Linked DNA regions of Homo sapiens: region 2 is linked to region 1. The links are chromatin contacts, found by Hi-C in ENCODE. All regions are on one chromosome and are shown on one strand. The core of a region is the stretch at or near the end of the contact, and the rest is flanking DNA. Distances in the headings are between cores, read along the strand shown.

Region 1 (3,426 bases), core at 680-3,179:
TTGATGTTGATGCTATTGCATTCTGTTTGTTAGTTTTCCTTCTAACAGTCAGGTCCCTCTTCTGCAGGTCTGCTGGAGTTTGCTGGAGGTCCACTCCAGACCCTGATTGTCTGGGTATCACCAGCAGAGGCTGCAGAACAGCAAAGATTGCTTCCTGTTCCTTCCTCTGGAAGCTTCATCCCAGAGAGGCACCTGCCAGATGCCAGCCAGAGCTCTCCTGTATGAAGTGTCTGTCGACCCCTGCTGGGGGGTATCTCCCAGTCAGGAGGCACAGGGGTCAGGGACTCACTTGAGGAGGCTGTCTGTCCCTTAGCAGAGCTTGAGTGCTGTTCTGGGAGATCTGCTGGTCTCTTCAGAGCCAGTAGGCAGGAATGTTTAAGTCTGCTGAAGCTGCGCCCACAGCCGTCCCTTCCCCCAGGTGCTCTATCCCAGGGAGGTCAGAGTTTTATCTATAAGCCTCTGACTGGGGCTGCTGCCTTTCTTTCAGAGATGCCCTGCCCAGAGAGGAGCAATCTAGAGAGGCAGTCTGGCTACAACAGCTTTGCTGAGCTGTGGTGGGCTCCACCTATTCCGAACTTCCCAGTGGCTTTGTTTACACTGTGAGGGAAAACCCACCTACTCAAGCCTTAGTAATGGTGGACGCCCCTCCTCCCACCAAGCTCAAGTGTCCCAGGTCAACTTCAGATGGCTGTGCTGCCAGCAAGAATTTCAAGCCAGTCAATCTTAGCTTGCTGGCCTCCATGGGGGTGGGATCTGCTGAGCTAGACCACTTGGCTCCCTGGCTTCAGCCCCCTTTCCAGAGGAGTGAATGGTTCTGTCTCACTGGCATTCCAGGCGCCACTGGGTTATGGAAAGACAAACTCCTGCAGCTAGCTCGGTGTCTGCCCAAATGGCTGCTCAGTTTTGTGCTTGAAACCCAGGGCCCTTGTGGTGTAGGCACCTGAGGGAATCTCCTGGTCTGCAGGTTGCAAAGACCATGGGAAAAGTGTAGTATCTGGGCTGGAGTGCACTGTTTCTCATGGCACAGTCCCTCATGTCTTCCCTTGGCTAGGGGAGGGAGTTTCCTGACCTCTTGGGTGTTGAAGTGACACCCCACCCTGCTTTGGCTCACCCTCTGTGGGCTGCACCCACTGTCTAACCAGTCCCAATGAGATGAGCCAGGTACCTCAGTTGGAAATGCAGAAATTACCTGCCTTCCATGTTGATCTTGCTGGGAGCTGCAGACTGGAACTGTTCCTATTTGGCCATTTTGCCAGCCACCCCCACCTAATCCCTATTTTTAATTTTTTGAGGAAACTTCACACTGTTTTACGGAATGGCAGCACCAATTTACATTCCTACCAACAACATATATGTGTTTTCTCTACATCCTTGCCAAGACCTGTTACCTTTTCACCTTTTGATGCTAGCCATCTAACAGGTGTGAGATGGTATCTCACTGTGGTTTTGATTTTCATTTCCCCGAAACTCCCTGGGAGGGGATTGGGGATCTGTCTTTAGGCAGACAGGGGGAGTTCAGGGAAAACGTCTCTCTGCCTTTGGTCTTTCTCAAGTGTCTTCAGCTCAAAGTGATCGGCACACCAAAGCAGCATATTTTGGGGTGGCATTTCCTGAGCTCTTTCAACGGGCTCAGGGCAGTGGCTTTTCCCTAACTGGGTTAAAAGCGTGTTAATGCTTCAGTACTGTGTAGGGCTTTAGTGTAGCACCCTAGCTGGACATCAGCCCCACCAGGTATGGGTGGGGTTCTGGGAAAGGGCCTGGGCTCTCAGGTGGCTGCACTTGTGATAGCAGCTGACTTCCTGTAAGTGCACTGGTGCAGGAAGTGAGCCCTGCTTCCTGTCTGTGTTGCTGGGGGTGGGTGGGGGTGTGGGGGCGGGGAACAGAGGGGAAGCCAGGCCCTTGAACTTGAACTTTTGTCATGCAGGCACTGCAGCTGGGGGTTGGTGGCCTCCTGGAGGGTGCCTGAAAGGGACTCTGGCAGTGCAGCTCCTTCCTCGGGGCAAGAACCCTGAGCTGGGGCAGTGATTTCCCTCCCCTTGATTTCCTCACTTTTGTTTTGTTTTCTCTTTTTTTTTTGAGACGGAGTTTTGCTCTTGTCACCCAGGCTGGAGTGCAGTGGCATGATCTTGGCTCACTGCAACCTCCGCCTCCCGGGTTCAAGTGATTTTCCTGCTTCAGTTGCCCAAGTAGCTGGGATAACAGGTGTGCACCACCACGCCTGGCTAGTTTTTGTATTTTTAGTAGAGATGGGGTTTCACCATGTTGGTCAGGCTGGTCTTGAACTCCTGACCTCAAGTGATCCACTAGCCTTGGCCTCCCAAAGTGCTGGGGTTACAGGTGTGAGCCACTGTGCCTGGCCTCATATTCTCTTAAACCATTAAATTGGACGGGTGCGGTGGCTCACGCCTGTAATCCCAGCACTTTGGGAGGCCGAGTCAGGTGGATCACTTGAGGTCAGGAGTTTGAGACCAGCCTGGCCAACATGGTGAAACCTCCATCTCTCCTAAAATACAAAAATTAGCCGGACATGGTGGCGGGGCCTGTAATCCCAGCTACTGGGAAGGCGGAGGCAGGAGAATCGCTTGAACCCGGGAGGTGGAGGTTGCAGTGAGCCAAGATCATGTCACTGCACTCCAGCCTGGGACACAGAGTGAGACTCGGTCTCAAAAAACAAAAAACAAAAACCCCCAAACCCCCCAAACTATTAAGTTTTGCAGCCAAACCTCATTCGTCCTGGGTGTGGCTGAATCCAGGGAGGAGGGGAAAGCTCCATTATGCGGGCTTCAGGCCCACACCTGTGCCACTGTTTTGCCGTCACCTGAAACCAGCAGAAAAAGCAGCTCAACTGTGGCTCTGAGAAACTTCTGATATTGGTCATGACATTCATTCTCTACAAAATCCCACTCTCAACTAAGCTGAGCCTCCCTGCCCCCGCCAATTTATTTTTCTGTCCCCAGTTATGCTCAGCGCTATTGTCTGTCCCCACGCTCCAGAGAGCAGCATGTGATAGCTTAGTTGGACTAATTAACACGAAGCTCCACATTCAAATAACATGAGTCCTCTCCCATTATCATTATTATTATTATTTATTGTAGCAAAGTATACATAATAGTTATCATTTCATTGTTAATATATATGACTATTTAGCATTATCAATTTCTCATTTAGTCATTTGTAAGTGTGCAATTCAGTGGTATTAAATACATTCACAATACATTCGTGTAAACGTCACCACTATTTCCAAAACTTTTTTGTCATTCCCAATGTAAACTCTCTACCCGTTATACAAATAACACCACATTCCTTCCCCCTCCTCCCATCCCCTGGTGACCTCGATTCTATTCTCTGTTTCTATGAATTTGCTTATTCTAGGTACCTCAGATCAGTGGAATCACACATTTGTCCTTCCATGTCTGGCTACTTTCA
Region 2 (3,426 bases), core at 243-2,742, 370 kb before region 1:
TTTGAGATAAAGTCTCACTCTGTCACCCAGGCTGGAGTGCAGTGGCATGACCTCAGCTCGCTGCAACCTCTGCCTCCCGGGTTCAAGCGATTCTTCTGCCTCAGCCTCCCGAGTAGCTGGGACTACAGGCATGTGCCACTACGCCAGGCTAATTTTTGTATTTTTAGTAGAGTCGGGGTTTCATAATGTTGGCCAGGCTGGTCTCGAACTCCTGACCTCGTGGTCTGCCCGCCTTGGCCTCCCAAAGTGCTGGGATTACAGGCGTGAGCCACTGCACCTGGCCCCATGTTTAAATTTTTGATGAACCAACAAATTGATTTCCACATCAGCTGCACCGTTTTACATTTTTCACAAGCAAAGTAGGAGGGTTCCGGTTTTCCCACATCCTTGCCAATGGTTATTTTCCATTTAAAAAATTATAGTCATCCTCGTGGGTGTGAGGCGGTCAACTGTTAATACCCTTTTTGACACAAGCTTCGGGTGTCAAAAGATATGCTCTAATGCTGCCCTTTGGCTTCACGAGGCTACTTAAAGCTTCCAATTTCCTGTAAATCATATTAGACTTTGTTATTGTTACATTAACTTGGTGATCCAAGGGACTCATGGCTGTAGGGGGGCAATCCTGTTATATTCTAAGTGCTGTGGTTTGAATGTGTCCCCCAAAGTTCATGTGTTGGAAACTTAATTGCCAGTGCAACAATGTTGAGAAGTGGCACGTTTAAGTGGTGATTAGGTCATGGGAACACAGCTCTCATGAGTGGATTCAGGCCATTATTGGGGTACTGGATTAGCTGTCACAGGAGTGACTTAGATATAAAATCAGGGAATTCTGCCCCTCTTTCCTTCCTCTCGCGTGTGTTCTCTCTCACGACGTGATGCCTTCCGCCATGGGATGGCCCTCACTAGATACCAGCACCACGCTCTTGGACTTCCCAGCTCCAGAACCATGAGCCAAATAAACGTCTGTGCCTTGTAAATTACCCAGTCTGTGGTATTTTGGTATAGCGGCAGGAGATGAACTAAGACACTATGCATGATGTTACCCTGAACATTTGCATGAAAACAGCTCTTTACATCACATAGCCACACTCAGAATGTGTTATGGGAATACAGAAAAACAGAGGTGGGGAGACGACATTAACTGTGGTGAGGGGGTGAAATAATCCTTGGGACCAGTGACCTTTAGGGGTCTTTTAAAGTGACTTGTGTGCTCAAAATAACTGGCCCGGGCCTGCGGAATCCGGGCATCCTGACAAAACCACATGAATGAGGAGAACGGCACTTTTCATGACCGGCCCCACCAGGGGAATTTTTCAGGCACGCATCTTACTCTGATGCTCAGGTCAGCTGGCTACCACTAGTGAGCCCAGGCCCAGAGGCTGGGGCACCCCAGTGAGTCAGAGCCCAGATCAGGGAGGGTGAGAATTACCACTTCCTGTCTATGAAAAACACTTAGATAAATGTCGGTTCCCACCATGGCTAAGAATCAAATAATATTCTTTCTTCGAGCCTCAACCTCAAGTGCCTGACAAACTCTTGAAAAACCCAAGGCACTGCCCAAAGTAGTTTACACGGGGAGGTCCAAGGTGGTTTCCCTATGGCTGGTTGATGATGTTAATTACGGTATTTTTCAGGATTGGCAGTCAAGCAGATGTTATTAACATTAACTAATTAATCCAGGTCTTATCGCATGTCACCTGACGCCAAGTAAAAGCACCAGAGAAGTTTGGAAGTGGAGAAATGCCACAGGGTGGATCAGGAAAGACAGGACAGAGGAGGGGCCATTTGTGTAAGACCTACCTGAAAGGATAGGTGGAAGGGGACAGTGGGAGGGAAGGGGAGGATTGAGGCAGGGAGGTAAAGGTGCCACCCCCACACAAGCATGGAGCAATGCCAAGTGTCCCAACATAGAATGGACTTCTGGATACATCCACTTTATCCCAAAATTATTATGACAATGTGATCAAAAGAGAATATTGTGGCCAAAATGTTAAAGTTTGACATTCCAGAACAGGAATAATTATATCTTGGCACCGTTCATGGTGACATTTCTTCCATAGCTACTGTACTGAATATTTACCAGGCGAAGAAGACACTTTCAACTGAAGTAAGTGGAGAAGTGACTATTTTGGGGAACCCCCAGGCTACCTAGGGCAGTCTCTTTAACCCCTAGGATCGAGGTGTAGTTATTAAAAGCATCCACTTTCATTGCCCAAAGTGTCCCAGTTTAGACAATAAACTATATGGTCACTCTATTTATCATGGATTTTAAATTATTTTTAAAAATTGTGGTAAAATAGACATAACCTAGAATTCACCATTGTAACCACTGTAAGTGTTGAGTTCAGTGGAATTAAGTTATGTTCACCTAGTACAACCACCACCAACTCCCCATCCCCCACTTCCCCCAGCTCCTGGCAACCAACCATAATCCTAATTTCTATGTCTATGCATTTGACTACCCTAGGTACCTCTTTAAGTGGAATCATACGGTATTTTTCTTTTTGTGATTGACTTATTTGACTTAGTATAATGTCTCCAAGTTTCATCCATATGAGAGCATGGGTCAGAATCTCCTTCCTTTGTAATGTTGAGTAATACTCCACTGCGTGTGTATTCGTCTGTTCTTGCATTGCTATAAAGAAATACCTGATACTGGGCCAGTCACGATGGTGCATGCCTGTAATTCCAGCACTTTGGGAGGCCAAGGTGAGAGGATCACTTAAGTCCAGGAGCTCAAGACCAGCCTGTGCAACATGGTGAAACCCCATCTCTACAAAAAATACAAAAATTAGCTGGGCATAAGCCGGGCGCAGTGGCTCATGCCTGTAGTCCTAGCACTTTGGGAGGCCAAGGCAGGTGGGTCACGAGGTCAGAGGATTGAGACCATCCTGGCTAACATGGTGAAACCCCGTCTCTACTAAAAATACAAAAAATTAGCTGGGCGTGGTGGTGGGCGCCTGTAGTCCCAGTTACTCGGAAGGCTGAGGCAGCAGAATGGCGTGAACCCGGGATGCGGAGATTGCAGCAAGCCCAGATTGCGCCACTGCACTCCAGCCTGGGCGACAGAGCTCACTCCGTCTCAAAAAGAGAAAAAAAAATTAGCTGGGCATAGCGGCCCATACCTGTAGTCCCAACTACTCAGGTGGCTGAGGTGGGTGGATCGATTGAGCCTGAGAGGTCGAGGCTGCAGTGAGCTGTGTCATGCCACTGTTCTGCAGCCTGGACAAGAGAGCAAGACCCTGTCTCAAAAAAAGGAAAAAAGAATAAAAAAAGACATACCTGAGACTGGGTAATTTATAAAGAAAAGAGGTTTCATTGGCTCTCGATTCCACAGGCTGTACAGGAAACATGATGCTGGCCTTCTGCTTGGCTTCCAGGAGGCCTCAGGAAACTTACAATCATTGCAGAAGACAAAGTGGAAGC

The links. Hi-C counts contacts between places; a loop is a spot of excess contacts on that map. Pooled maps may share reads with other maps.
Region 2: a pooled map shows a loop between it and region 1 (4-fold over the local background). The contact joins two enhancer-like sites. A Hi-C loop is called at or near these places in 1 of 168 maps with a recorded cell type or tissue (heart right ventricle), 1 of 37 single-sample maps with no recorded cell type and 3 of 50 pooled maps.

What each region holds. Positions count from the first base shown.
Region 1 is chr2:230,601,179-230,604,604 of GRCh38, reverse strand. No RefSeq gene overlaps it. Among named protein-coding and RNA genes, the nearest start is that of LINC01907, 98 kb to the left of the region's middle. RefSeq lists a silencer at 1,816-1,895 and an enhancer at 2,036-2,165. Within about 2 kb of position 1,929, at least 7 of the 41 ENCODE cell types and tissues checked have a DNase peak (open chromatin) inside an H3K27ac peak, as active enhancers do.
Region 2 is chr2:230,972,342-230,975,767 of GRCh38, reverse strand. No RefSeq gene overlaps it. Among named protein-coding and RNA genes, the nearest start is that of SPATA3-AS1, 22 kb to the left of the region's middle. RefSeq lists enhancers at 1,338-1,477, 1,598-1,647. Within about 2 kb of position 1,492, at least 4 of the 41 ENCODE cell types and tissues checked have a DNase peak (open chromatin) inside an H3K27ac peak, as active enhancers do.